2 separate regions of the Homo sapiens genome follow, and region 1 is linked to region 2. The links are chromatin contacts, found by Hi-C or POLR2A ChIA-PET in ENCODE. All regions are on one chromosome and are shown on one strand. Each heading gives the region's core, a stretch centred on a gene start or an enhancer-like site at or near the end of the contact. The rest is flanking DNA. Distances are from core to core; before and after follow the strand shown. Region 1 overlaps GLUD1 (glutamate dehydrogenase 1). Region 2 holds the start of FAM25A (family with sequence similarity 25 member A).

Region 1 (6,648 bases), core at 3,331-5,830, 33 kb after region 2:
TCCGTCTCAAAAAAAAAAAAAAAAAAAAAAAAAAAAGAAAATTTCTGTCAAGGTAAAAAGAGTAATTGACCAGATTTTTAAAAACTAAAACCTTCAGGAGCCAAAATTACTGACACTAGTGCTCTCATCTTTATATAGCTAGCACAGGCAATTTAGTTTTCTAATATTACTATCAACAATACTCCTCAACATTAATCTTTAAAAAATTACCATTGGCCAGGCATGGTGGCTCATGCCTGTAATCCTAGTACTTTGGGAGGCCAAGGTGGAAGGATCACTTGAGTCCAGGAGTGTGAGACCAGCCTGGGCAACATAGGGAGACCTCGTGTCTACAAAAAAATAAAAACAATTAGCCAGGTGTCGTACCCATACATGTGGTCCTAGCTACTCAGGAGGCTGAGGTAGAGTAACTGCTTGATCCCAGGAGGTAGAGGATGCAGTGAGCCGTGATTGCACCACCGCACTCCAGCCTGGGTGACAGAGCAAGACACTGTCTCAAAAAACAAAAACCAACCCCCCAACCAAAAAAAAATCAGTATTTCCAATATATAGTCAAAGGCCACCACTAAGACTTATCCCACATTCACATGACTTAAATCTGCTGCCCCACCATTATTCTAACATTCTGGAACTGGTTTTTGTATCACTTTCCCCCTTACACATTTTAGTAGCCCACCTAGAGTGCAGATAGACACCACCATGCTGGGGAAGGGCTCACTATGCCCATATACTGGGGGCCTGTTTATCTGACTGACCCTATGCCAGGAGCATGCAGAGGCAGAACTGTGACATACGGACAAAGACCAAATGAAAGCCAGGCTTCACACTGGCAGTTAAGTAACTGGTGGAATCAAGTCTAGAATCCAGTTCTGATTACAGTTAGTATTCTCTCTTCAATAGTTGTTACATTCTGTGGCTAAATTATTCCACATTAAATCCCCTTTAGTGAAAAACGGCACTAAAAGTTACTTCACTATCAGCTTTCAACATTAGAGCCTCTTTCTCAAGAACAGCTGTTCATATTATTTAATAAAATACAAAATAATTCGAGAATAAAGACTATGCTTTCAGGGATCATTTCTATAGTTCGTTACTCGGGAAGTTTCTCTGAACGTGTAAAGCACCGAACAAAAAAAAAAAAAACAATTCAAGAATAAAATCTGGGCAGCTCACAATAAAGTGGAAGGAAATGTTATACAGGTGGTCGCTATAAACATTTCAGAAATCCAATTGCAGTATTATAACTTATGAAAAGAGAAACTACCACATGTAAAAACACAGAAAAGAAACGTAAGTTTTGGAAAACGTAGACTTTTAATAACTGCTTTTATCACCAGGTTAAGCCATGCAGTTACAAAGTAGTTAGAAATTTCTGAAGGGTGTTAGAGTTAAAAAAAAAAAAAAAGCTGACTCTTACACATATATTATCTAGCACTTCATGGGGACACTACTGTTCAAAAGGCCCTGGCCAAATAACTCCCAAATGAAACACTCAACCCAAGGATGTTTTCAGCCCACTGTTAGTGAAGCTGGGTGCAGAATGCAAAGCCTCTAAAAGGAGAGGATACAAAGTCAGGTGAGTAGGGGCCATTGGCAATGCTCAGAGCCAGCCAGACTCCAAACAGGGAGCCCAAGTGGTTTTTTTCTGGGACACTCTACTTGAATTATTGTTTAATTAGTCAACCATAGATCTTCAAAAGAGAACAATTAGTTAACATGATAAAAAGTGACTGCATTCTTTGGACTGTATCATAATTATAGTAAGCAAATTCTGACAGTTTTAATGAAAATAGCCTCCACCATTTTGCAGGTATGAAGATAACTTAATTATCCACAGGGCTTTTAATGTCTGCTGGACAATACATGAATGATAAGCTATAAATGACATTGTTTTATGATATAAAAATACTAGTTTTTTTCATTTATTATTTCTATAGGCATTCACTGTTTGAGTCAAGGTTAGGCTTGTTAAGTGATTAAAGGCAATTTTATTACAGCAGCATGTACTTATTCTATTCTAAAAGAATAATATTCATAAACAGAAACAGGTTTTATATTTGTTTGCAACCTGCAAAATTGAATTATTTTGCTGATATAAAATACTAAGAACTCACTTGAGGACCATGCCACCTTCTGAAAAGGCCACACACCTACTTCTTAAATGTGTTAAAGTTACAGTGTGTCCCAGACTCATCCAGAAAAAATAAGCAAGCAACTGACTGCTCTTGACTGTTCCTCCCCAGCACTAGCACTGATTGTGTTGGGAAAAGCCACAGAGCAAGGCTGCACAGCCAGATAAAGGAGGCTTTTTATTTAAAGGCAAAATACCAAAATGGCTCTCTGGTGTAGGTGATTTCTACTTTCACACTCAGCTTGTACATGATCCGCTAACCTTAATTTCTTTCTCCTTAACGGGCTGACTTGGATTGACTTGTTGAGAATGGTATCCATTATTAATGAGTCAGGAGAGAAAGGGATTTCTGTGGTTACATGTAAACTTGTGATAGGTCTGCAGAAGTTACATGTGAAGAGGATAGTGAGGAAGTCAGCCATGATCCATCTATGTGAAGGTCACACCAGCTTCATTGTACACTTTGAAGACTTTCTCAATGGCATTAACATAGGCAGCTGTTCTCAGGTCCAATCCCAGGTTATACTTCATGGCTGTGCGCATAATTTGCTGAAATGAAAGAGAAAATGCAGTGAAGATGATCCTGACTCAAGTGGCCAGGCCATAAACACACAAGGCCCAGACAGGCCTGGTCCAAGTTACCCTCTCATTGTTTCAAGGCAGGACTTGGGCAGCCAAAGACAAACTACTCTAGCAGCAGAACCTCTAGGCAGGAGGGCCTAATTCTCTGGACTTAACAATGGGGTGGCTGGGTGCGGTGGCTCACGCCTGTAATCCCAGCACTTTGGGAGGCCGACGTAGGCAGATCACTTGAGCTCAGGAGTTCAAGACCGGACTTGCCAACATGGTAAAACCCTGTCTCTACTAAAAATACAAAAATTAGGCAGGGGTGCGGTTGCTCACACCTGTAATCCCAGCACTTTGGGAGGCTGAGGCAGGTGGATCACTTGAGGTCAGGAGTTCGAGACCAGCCTGACCAATATGGTGAAACCCCATCTCTATTAAAAATACAAAAAATTAACCGGGTGTGGGGGTGGGCGCCTGTAATCCCGGCTACTCGGGAGACTGAGGAAGGAGAATTGCTTGAAGCCAGGAGGCGGTGGTTGCAGTGAGCAGAGATTGCACCATTGCACTCCAGCTGGGTGACAGAGCGAAACTCCATCTCAAAAAACTAAACAAAATGAAAACAAAATCAAAAATTAGTTGGGCATGGTGGCTCATGCCTGTAATCCCAGCTACTCGGGAGGCTAAGGGACAAGAATTGCTTGAACTTGGGAGGTGGAGGTTACAGTGAGCTGAAAGTGCGCCACTGCACTCTAGCCTGGGCAACAGGGCAAAACTCCGTCTCAAAAAAAAAAAAAAAAAAAAAAAAAAGGGAGTGATGAAAATGTTCTAGAATTATAAAGTGGTGATGGCTCAAATATATAATAAAGGATGCCGAATTTAATACTTTGAAAGGATGAATTTATACCACATACACCCTATCTCGATCAAAAATTAACAAGAAAAACAACAGCCCTAAGAAGCACCACCTTCTTCACCAATATCTGCTTATGCTATTTCATCATAAATCCAAGCAGATAGAATCTGAACCCAAGAAGAAATTAGGAAAACTGGACTCAAACTGTGGTTGAGGCCTTAAAGTAGGGATCAAGCAGTCAAAATAAGTTTTGCTTATACCAAATTCTATAGTAAGGTAGACTCCCGTAGCTATAACATAGTGGCACATGGAGCTACAATCCAGTTTGGCTAACTACTCCATACTGGGCTAGCTGCCAACATCATTACCTCCTAAATCAGCCTTATTATTTCTTTCCAAAGCCTCAAAAACATATTTGAAGACTCTAAAAAATTGCTTATCATCTGAGACTGAAAAAACATGTGTTTTGCTACACACAAATGAGGACCATTGAACAGATTGATGTTTTCTATCAGCACATACAGTCTGGCGGCTGAGATAGCATGGTTGAGTTGCACTTCATGTGACTAGCTGGAAGGCAAACAGCATCTGCACACATACCCTGGCAGAACGCTCCATTGTGTATGCCAAGCCAGAGTGCACGATGTCTTTCTCAGATGCACCCTATTAGGGAAAAGAACACAAGTTTAACAAAACCACAAAGACCTGCTTTGTGTCCCTGTATAAGATGACAAAGGATTCTCAAGTCAATATACAACCAGACAGAATTTTTTGTCTTTTAGCTAAGATATGTCATTTCTGCACAGTATCAAAGATACAGTATCTTGATACTTACTGAAGCAGTTGCTTGTTGATCACAATTTATTTTTATTATATTTGACAGCAAACAAATACTCATGAAATAAGATTATAGTACAACAATGAAGACAGTTTTTGGACCTAGAGACATGAGGGCATGGAGTGAGATGAGCACCCTCCACTCATGGAGACGCAGATGCACTGAGCAATGTGTTACACTGTTCATGCCACGGTGCGTTCGCCTCAGCTCCCCAGAGAACAGGGACACCACACAGAACACAGAAAGGAATCTGATTAAACCCCATAGCGGCTTTGGGGTAGAATTCTGTGTATCTATTCAGTAGTGCCAGCAACTTTTAAAGCTGTGTAGATCTCAGCAGCGTTTTAATTTTACTGATGAGGAAACTAAGGACCAGAGAAGATGGCCAAGGTTACAGATAGCTATTTTCAGAGCTGGGATATGACTCAGGGCCTCCACCATCAAGTCAGTTCTCTCTTTCCTAATTTGTTTCTTGGAATGCTTTCTAAAAAATTAAGGACAATTAACTCACTACCACTCTTAAGGTGACATACAGAGCTACAAAACACATATGCCCGATAAAAACTTAAAATGGGTCACTGATATAGTTTGGACACTTACTGAGTACATACTCTTCCAGGTACTAGGGGACATAGTAGAGAATAAAATCAAAATTCTGTTCTCACAGACTTTATATTGTAGTGGGAAGAGAGTGTATATACATGGACTTCAAACCACAAGGCTAAGTGGATCATTGAAGTTTTCAATCTAGATAGAGAAGTGGTTTAGGGACGCAGGCCTTCCAATGTTAGGAGAGTGAAGAGTTGAAGAGATACCAGCAAGAGGCAATTGAGAAGAAATGTTTAGTGAGGTAGGGAGAAAACCAGGAGAATGTGGTATCCTGGAAGCTAAGAGAAGAAAATGTTTCAAGGTGGGAGTGTCAGTTGTAACAAGAACTGCTGATAGGTCAAGCAAGATGAGGACTGAAAAATAGCTACTGGATTTGGCAATGCTGGTGTCACTGGCTGTCTTGACAAGAATAGTCTTGGTGGAGTAGGTTCAAGTAAAGAAGAATTGGAGGCTGAGTATATACAACTCTTCCAAGGAGGTTTGCTCTACAGGAAACAAATGGCAATACTGGAAGGGGAAGTGGGATTAAGATTTATACATTTTTTAAAACAGCATTTGGTAAGCTGAGGGGAATGACTCAGAGGGAAACTGCTGATGTAGGAGAGAGGAGCAGACTTGCTAGAGCAGTGTATCTGAGGAAAAACCATCCAATGCCCACAACAAGAACTGGACCTAAGAAATGAAAGCACAAAGAGCTGATCTATTCGAAGAGAGATGACACAGGACTGGGTACAGGTACCAGGAGCTGGGTAGATGCGGAAGCTCCCAGGCTGCATCAGTTTTATCTGTGAACAGATAGCAGGTCATGAGCTGGAATGCAGGGCAGTGAGAAGAGGAGAAAATGTGATGTAATCACTCAGGAGACGGGGAGAATGAATGAAACACGGAAAAGCAGTATGACTGCTGGGCAGCTCTGAGCGCCTACTTGAGGTTAGTGGTCAGGGTGTGAACTGCCAGCAGGGCCTCCTACAGGGTAGAGGCACGGGATTTAATCAGGGATTTAATCAGGGCTGCTGGGATTTAATCAGGGCTTAGGTGTTAACAAAGGAGTATGACAAAGGAAACAAGACTGGGGAGTGACTGTAATGATGGAGCACGGAATTTAAGTTAGATAAGGAGGGAAGTGAGGGCACTGGGGGGATGAGGGACAGTGGAAACATGGCAGGGTCATGATGTGGGTCCTGATAGTGCCAAACAGGGGCAGGGGGAAACTAGAGGGAGAGAGCTTGAGAAAACTTTTATTTTTTTAACTGACAAGGCATATGCTGGGCAGTGGGGTGACCAAAGGGAGGGGTGAACAGCCCTCTGGCAGGGACAGTAGCAGCGCAAGTCCTTCCGATGCACTGCTAGCCACTTGGGATGGATGTTATGTACGAAACAGTGGCACACAGGAGACTTTCAGAGAGAGCCACAGAACTGCAGTGACACTTAAGCAGGGAGGAGATCAGTGTATTCCAGATAAAAGGACCAGAACAAAGACATCACTCTAGGAAATAGGAAGTTTACTGAGGGGAACGGTTAGTACCTAGAATGGGTAAAGCATTTTTTCTTTCTTTACAACAAAATCTTTAACTTTTTCCCATGTTGCAATATAGTCTCAGAACTGTTTTCCATCACTGAATATTTCATAAGGAGATATATTGACGGCCG
Region 2 (6,504 bases), core at 1,132-3,631:
CTCATGTTCTTTGGCTAGAAAGGGGTCCCACTCTTAGGGGTCTGCCCTCTGTGGGGCACAGATGGCTTGCTGGGGCCCATGGACTGGGCTGGGTGGATGGGAATCTGGTCACAGCAGCAGCGGCTGGAAGGCCAAGAGGGAGGGCACCAGGGCCTGGGACCCATGTCTTGTCCTGGGCCTCCCCGGGCCTCTTGCCTTCTCCCCAGCAGGCATTTGGGATCTGTGTCTGGACCCAGCCTTGCCCAGAAGGCCATGGTGTGTTGTCATTAGAATCACAGTGCTCACACCAAGGCAGTGCATTAAATTAGCAGGGCAGGGTCTCATGGGCAGGGGACCATGTGGAGGGGGTGGGGGAAGGACAGTTGTCCCCCGAGGCTGCGGTGGGCCTGGCTCTGGTCTGGGCAGTGGGCCAGGGTCCTGCTGTGTGGCTGAGCTCTGACAACAGGCTGTCTGAGTCTGGTGAGCTCCTGAAAGCGGGGACTGGTGGAGAGTACCCTAGGGTGGGAGCTCGTGAGGAGGGGGTCTGTGGGGTCTGGAAGCCATTCTAGAGCAGGCAGATGACATTTATCAGCGGAACAGGCATAGAAAGGACCCTTGTGCGAGTGGGGGACACACAGCCTCAGAAGAAACAGGGAAGGGGCTTTGACAGGTCCAGGGAGAATCCCTGAGGTTTCCTAGAACAATTCCCACCAGCCATGTCCCAGGTGTCCCCCCATCCCCCAGGCCTCTGCAGTGCCAGCCCAATGCCCTGGGCAAAAACATCCTGGACTCTGGCTGTTACAAAAGGAGGACAGGGTCATCTGGACCCGCCTGAGCTCCAGGCCCCCGACTTTCACAGCCCCTTCTGGGTCCAGAAGTTCATACGTATATAAATGAAAAATGTGCAAGAATCATATTATTGTATTCTTTTTCATAAAGAGGGCCCCTCTAAATTGTTTAAGCCCCAATTCACCCCTGCCCAAAGGAGATAGCAATGGCATGTGTGGGGCCGTAGTCTTGAGACCCAGAGGTCCTGCTGCCCACGATACCCACTGTCCACCCTAGGGGGACTGGCCGTAGCCCTGGAGCCCGCAAACACCATGCAGGAATGCAAGAGGGTCTCAGCTCCCGAGTCCCAGGCTGGGAGGGCCCACAGTCCAGTAAACTAATCAGGCCCCAACACACCCAGGAGAGCAGCTCCAGGAGCCTGCATTGAAGAGAGAGCCTCAGACCCCTGCCACAGGCCTGCACCCCAGAAGTAGGAGGATGGGAAGACCTCTCCTTGGCTCCTGGCCAGCGGAAGTCACATTCCCCAGCCCTCTGGCTCCAAGGCAGCCTCACGTCCCAGTCACTCCTTGGCCCACCCTACCGGTTGGTCAGAGCTCACTGCCAAAGGGCACCTCAATGATGAGTGGAGGGAACAGGTGTTTACCAGGAGCTTGCATGCTTTGTCTCAGGGACGATTAGTGACACAGCCAGGAAGGCACGCTATCCCCATTTTACAGATGAGGAAACGGAGGCTCAGGTTGGGCTGGTGACTAAGGGAAGCAGCATGTGGCAGGTGGCTTGAGGCATGTCTGTCCATCATGAGTAACTAGGGAGCAGCCCTGCCACTCCTCATGTGATGCACCAGGAGCCAGGGAAGCTGCTTTCTAGGGGATTCTAGCTAAGGCCAGAAGCATCTCCCTGAGTGGTGGTGGAGGCCTCTGTCTACTCCTCCAGGACTGCCAGGGGATAGGAGGGCACTGCTGGCCTCACAGACACTCTTGGGTGAGTGAGCATCAGCTGAGCAAAGCCAGGTGACTACACTTCTGCCCAGTGCTGTGCCCCCCTCTGACTCAGGCAAGGCACCACCCTGAACGCCCCACCCTGTCCCATAGAGGCCACAAACTGCTCTGCAGAGCCAGGGTCTCCAGGAATGGGGAGGGCAGTCACCCTCACTCCACTTGTGTTCATGACCCAAAGGACTGCCCAGGTCTCCAGGCCCATAGAACCCCTAAACCTCTTACTAGGCCACACTGGGGACCTTGAGCAGCAGGCTTGGAATCCTAGGCCTTGTCTCCAGGTACATATCAGTACCCAGGCTTGGGAAGTTTTGGTCTCGGGGGGCTGGCACTCAGGCCCTCTGCCTCAAGGAAGAGGCATGTCCAGATCTCTCCTGTCCAGCCCTGCTCCCTGCCCCTATCCTTCACGGGGTCCCTAGGACAGGGTTACAGAAGCCTCAGGCTGTCAGGGGATGCTGCCACCCCAGTGCCAGGGTGGCTCCGCCCAGCCCCTTCCTGCTGCCGCCCTCGCTGACTCACCTGTCCAGCCTCCTACTGGGCTGGGGCAAGGGCTTGTTGCCCCAGAGCCTAGACAGGCACCAGAGGCAGCTATAAAAGCATGTTGGGCCAGTCCTCAGCATCCTAGTTCACCACTGTCTGCTGCCACACGATGCTGGGAGGCCTGGGGAAGCTGGCTGCCGAAGGCCTGGCCCACCGCACCGAGAAGGCCACCGAGGGAGCCAGTGAGGACCTGGGGCTCCTTTCTACCTGGGCTGGGGGGATCTGGGGCAGACTGGGTCTGTGGGAGGCGGATCTAAGTAGGCAGGTGAGGACCTGGGAGGAGGCCTTGGCCCCTCAGGAACCCTGGTCCCCTGCTCTACCAAGTCAGCACGGAGTTGAGGGGTGCAGACCTGGGGAGGTCTCCTGGGGGCAGGGCATGAGTCCTGGTGCTGGGTGAACACTGGCAGCTTGGACCCTTCCCTCTGGAAATCTGGGGAGCCTTTCTTGTCAAAACAGCCTATTCTGAATAACCTATGCAGGAAAAGGAAGATGGATTTTTATTTTTACCATAACTTTAAAGCTTCAAAGATTTCTAAACAAGTCACCAAGTCTGTTCAAAGTCAAAAAGGGCATTTTCAATTTCATCCAAGTCCCCTGAAGCATGTTTATTTTTATTTTTATTTGTATTTGAAATGGAGTCTTGCTCTGGCACCCAGGCTGGAGTGTAGTGGTGCGATCTCGGCTCACTGTAACCTCTGCCTCCTGGGTTCAAAGTGATTCTCATGCCTTAGCCTCCTGAGTGTCTGGGATTACAGGCACCCACCACCATGCCCAACTAATTTTTATATTTTTAGCAGAGACAGGGTTTCGCCATGTTGGCCAGGCTGGTCTCAAACTCCTGACCTCAAGTGATCCATTCCTCTTGGCCTCCCAAAGTGCTGGGATTGCAGGCGTGAACCACCGCACCTGGTCCCGAAGTGTATGTTGTATTCAGAGGTCAGCAGCTATGTGTGGGGAGGCCCAGCCAGGAGCCACTCATGGGTCATCGTGTGAAAAACAGTCTTGCCTGAGTTTGTGTCCTCTTTCTAAATGGCAGCAGACGCGTATTTTGTTTTTGACTCTGCAGCTGGTGTGGACCACCTGCTTTAACCTTTCACTAGCCTCTGAGTTTTGTATGATTCCTGTTGGGAGAAAAGCTGAGTGTTGGGAGAGAAGCTGAGGCAGGGCTTGCTAGATTGGCTGGCTCCTTGCTTCTAGCACTCCCATTTTCTCAAGTAGCCGTATGTTTCTCATTCACTTGATACACCGTTTCCTTTCAACCGCCACATCCTCACCACCTGTTTCTTTGTTAGATCACCAATAAATAGCATGGGTTCCCAGAACTCCGGGCCTTCGCAGCCTCCACACTCGCGATGGCGCCCCGCTCCCATTTTCTCTCTCAAACTGTCTCTTTCTCATTCCTTTGACTCCTCTGGACTTGCCGCCCCCGCGACCTGGTGTTGGGTCTCATCACCCCAACAGATTCCCATTCTAAAGATGAGGGAACCAAGAGGTGGAAGGTAGAGTTAGAATAAGAACCATTTCTTCTGACTCTGAAATCCTTCAGTTCTAGCATGCTACCACCTACACTTTAAAAAACTCTGAAGTAGGCAGAGAATTCCCTTTTGTTGGAGGAATTGCTTTGAGAGACCTGGTTTTACTGGATGAGGCTTTGGAAACCAACCTGAGGCAGGCGCTAGCACATCCTGAGAGGGGTGTGACCTGGCACAGAGGCCCAGCCTGGGCTTCATGTCTCAGCTGGCAAGATGGCCTGCTCATTGCCATTCCAGGCCGGGCAGGGCCAAGGGGCTTCAGGGACCCATGCCCTCATGGGGCTCACTGAGCTCGTCTCCCGGCAGCCAAGGCCCTGGCGTCTCCGAAGGAAGCCAGCTGTGGGGGAAGGTCCTTCTCATGAGCCAGTCTGTCCTGGCTGGGGGTGGCATCCCAGAGCCCCATCTAGGATGTCCAGGGATGTATAGGTCCATTGTGAGGATAAGCCAGCACTGAGCCCTCACCCTGGACTGGGAGGGCAGTGGGCCTGCTCTGAGCCCTCACCCTGGACTGGGAGGGCAGCGGCTCTGCTCTGAGCCCTCACCCTGGACTTGTCTCCTCTGTTCAGTTCATGCCGTGGAAGAAGTGGTGAAGGAGGTGGTGGGACACGCCAAGGAGACTGGAGAGAAAGGTACAGCTGGCTGAGGTCGGGCAGGGAAGGAGGGAGGGAGCAAGGGAAGCTAGGTGCTGGGCCAACCTGTTCTTTGACTAACCAGGTCAAACTCTGCCCCCAATGTTGCAGCCTTTCAGAGCCTCTTGGCTGGGGCAGTTATCTATGCTCATCAGAGGCCACAGACTGTACTGCGTTAGGGCACTGTCTAGATGGTTCTGTCTGTGGAATAAGAAGACAAAGTCACACAAGACTATGTGACAGCACACTGGGACAAAACATTTAACATGGCAGGGCGCGGTGGCTCACGCCTGTAATCCCAGCCCTTTGGGAGGCTGAGGAGGGTGGATCACGAGGTCAGGAGATTGAGACCATCCTGGCTAACACGGTGAAATCCCATCTCTACTAAAAATACATAAAAATTAGCCGGGCATGGTGGTGGGTGCCTATAGTCCCAGCTACTTGGGAGGCTGAGGCAGGAGAATGGTGTGTACCTGGGAGGCAGAGCTTGCAGTGAGCCTAGATCATGCCACTGCACTCCAGCCTGGGCTACAGAGTGAGACTCGGTCTCAAAAAAAAAAAAAGAAAAAAAAAATTGCTGGGTGTGGTGGCTCACGCCTGTGATCCCAGCACTTTGGGAGCCTGAGGTGGGCGGATCACGAGGTCAGGAGATCCAGACCACGGTGAAACCCCATCTCTACTAAAAATACAAAAAATTAGCTGGGCACGGTGGCGGGTGCCTGTAGTCCTAGCTACTCGGGAGGCTGAGGCAGGAGAATGGCGTGAACCCGGAAGGCGGAGCTTGCAGTGAGCCGAGATCGTGCCACTGCACTCCAGCCTGGGCGACAGTGTGATACTCCGTCTCAAAAAAAAAAAAAAATTTAACATGTAAAATTCTATGTTAAATGTTAAATTGATGTGTGTGAGCTATGAGTAGAACTATGTACAAAGCATATGTATATCTCATTCCTTTTCAACAAAATAGATTCCAGGTAGATGAAGGACTTAAATTTACATAAATGAATTTATTAACTTACTAGGAGATAACCATCTTAGCTCAGGCTGCTATTATAAAATACCATAGGCCAGGTGCAGTGGCTCACGCCTGTAATCCTAGCCCTTCGGGAGGCCAAGGTGGGTGGGCCACCTGAGGTCAGGAGTTCAAGACCAGCCTGACCAATATGGTGAAACCCCGTTGCTACTAAAAATACGAAAACCAGCTGGGCGTGGTGGCACATGCCTGTAATCCCAGCTACTTAGGAGTCTGAGGCAGGATACTCCCTTGAACCTGGGAGGCGGAGGTTGCAGTGAGCTGAGATTGCACCACTGCACCCCAGCCTTGGTGACAGAGCAAGACTCTGTCTCAAAAACAAAAACAAACCATAAACTGGGCGACTTAGAAACAACAGAAATTTCTCACACTCCTGGAGGATGGGAAGTCCAAGATCAAGGAAGGCACTGGCAGATTTGGCATCTGGTGAGGGAGTCTTTCTGGTTCGTGGATGGGCCCAGCTCTGTCCTCACATGGTGGAAGGAGCTAGCTCTCTGTGGTCTCTTTTATGTGGGTGCTAATTTCAACCTCCCAAAGGCCCCACCTCTTAATATCATTACATTAAGACTGAGGATTTCAACGTATGAGTTTTGAGGGGGAAGACATCATAAACATTTAGACATAGTAATAACATAAAAGACTTTGGCCTAATCTTGGAGAGGGGAGAATCTTTAGAACCATGACAAAAAAATCAGCGCCATAAAGGAAATATTAAGTAAATTTGACAATCCAAAACTGAAATTTTCTATAGCCAAAAAAAAAAAAACTATAAACCAAGCCAAAAGAAAAATTACACACTGATGAAAAATATTTGTCATAAAAATGATAATCCAATATAACAACCCAATATAAAAATGGTCAAAAGACATAAGCAGGCATTTTCCAGAAAAAAGGATAAGCAGGCAATGTACCCATGAGTAGATGCTCAGTCTCACTCACAGTTGAAGAAATGCAAGTTGTTGGGGAAATTAAAACCAAATTCAAATTCATTCTGCAGTAATCCTGCTGCC

The links. Hi-C counts contacts between places; a loop is a spot of excess contacts on that map. ChIA-PET counts read pairs that join two places held with the same protein, here RNA polymerase II (POLR2A). Pooled maps may share reads with other maps.
Region 1: a map with no recorded cell type shows a loop between it and region 2 (13-fold over the local background). The contact joins the enhancer-like site here to the promoter of FAM25A in region 2. A Hi-C loop is called at or near these places in 1 of 37 single-sample maps with no recorded cell type and 2 of 50 pooled maps. POLR2A ChIA-PET finds 5 or more read pairs at or near these places in 5 of 52 experiments (AG04450, Panc1, RWPE1 and 2 more).

What each region holds. Positions count from the first base shown.
Region 1 is chr10:87,049,191-87,055,838 of GRCh38, forward strand. It overlaps GLUD1 (glutamate dehydrogenase 1), which reads right to left. Exons shown (of 13, transcript NM_005271.5): 12 at 4,152-4,214; 13 at 1,012-2,680. The coding sequence ends at 2,561. Among named protein-coding and RNA genes, the nearest start is that of FAM25A, 32 kb to the left of the region's middle. RefSeq lists an enhancer at 5,786-5,915. Within about 2 kb of position 4,581, at least 6 of the 41 ENCODE cell types and tissues checked have a DNase peak (open chromatin) inside an H3K27ac peak, as active enhancers do.
Region 2 is chr10:87,017,913-87,024,416 of GRCh38, forward strand. It overlaps FAM25A (family with sequence similarity 25 member A), which reads left to right and starts at 2,382. Exons shown (of 3, transcript NM_001146157.3): 1 at 2,382-2,485; 2 at 4,402-4,464. The coding sequence starts at 2,413. RefSeq lists enhancers at 1,901-2,401, 2,402-2,902.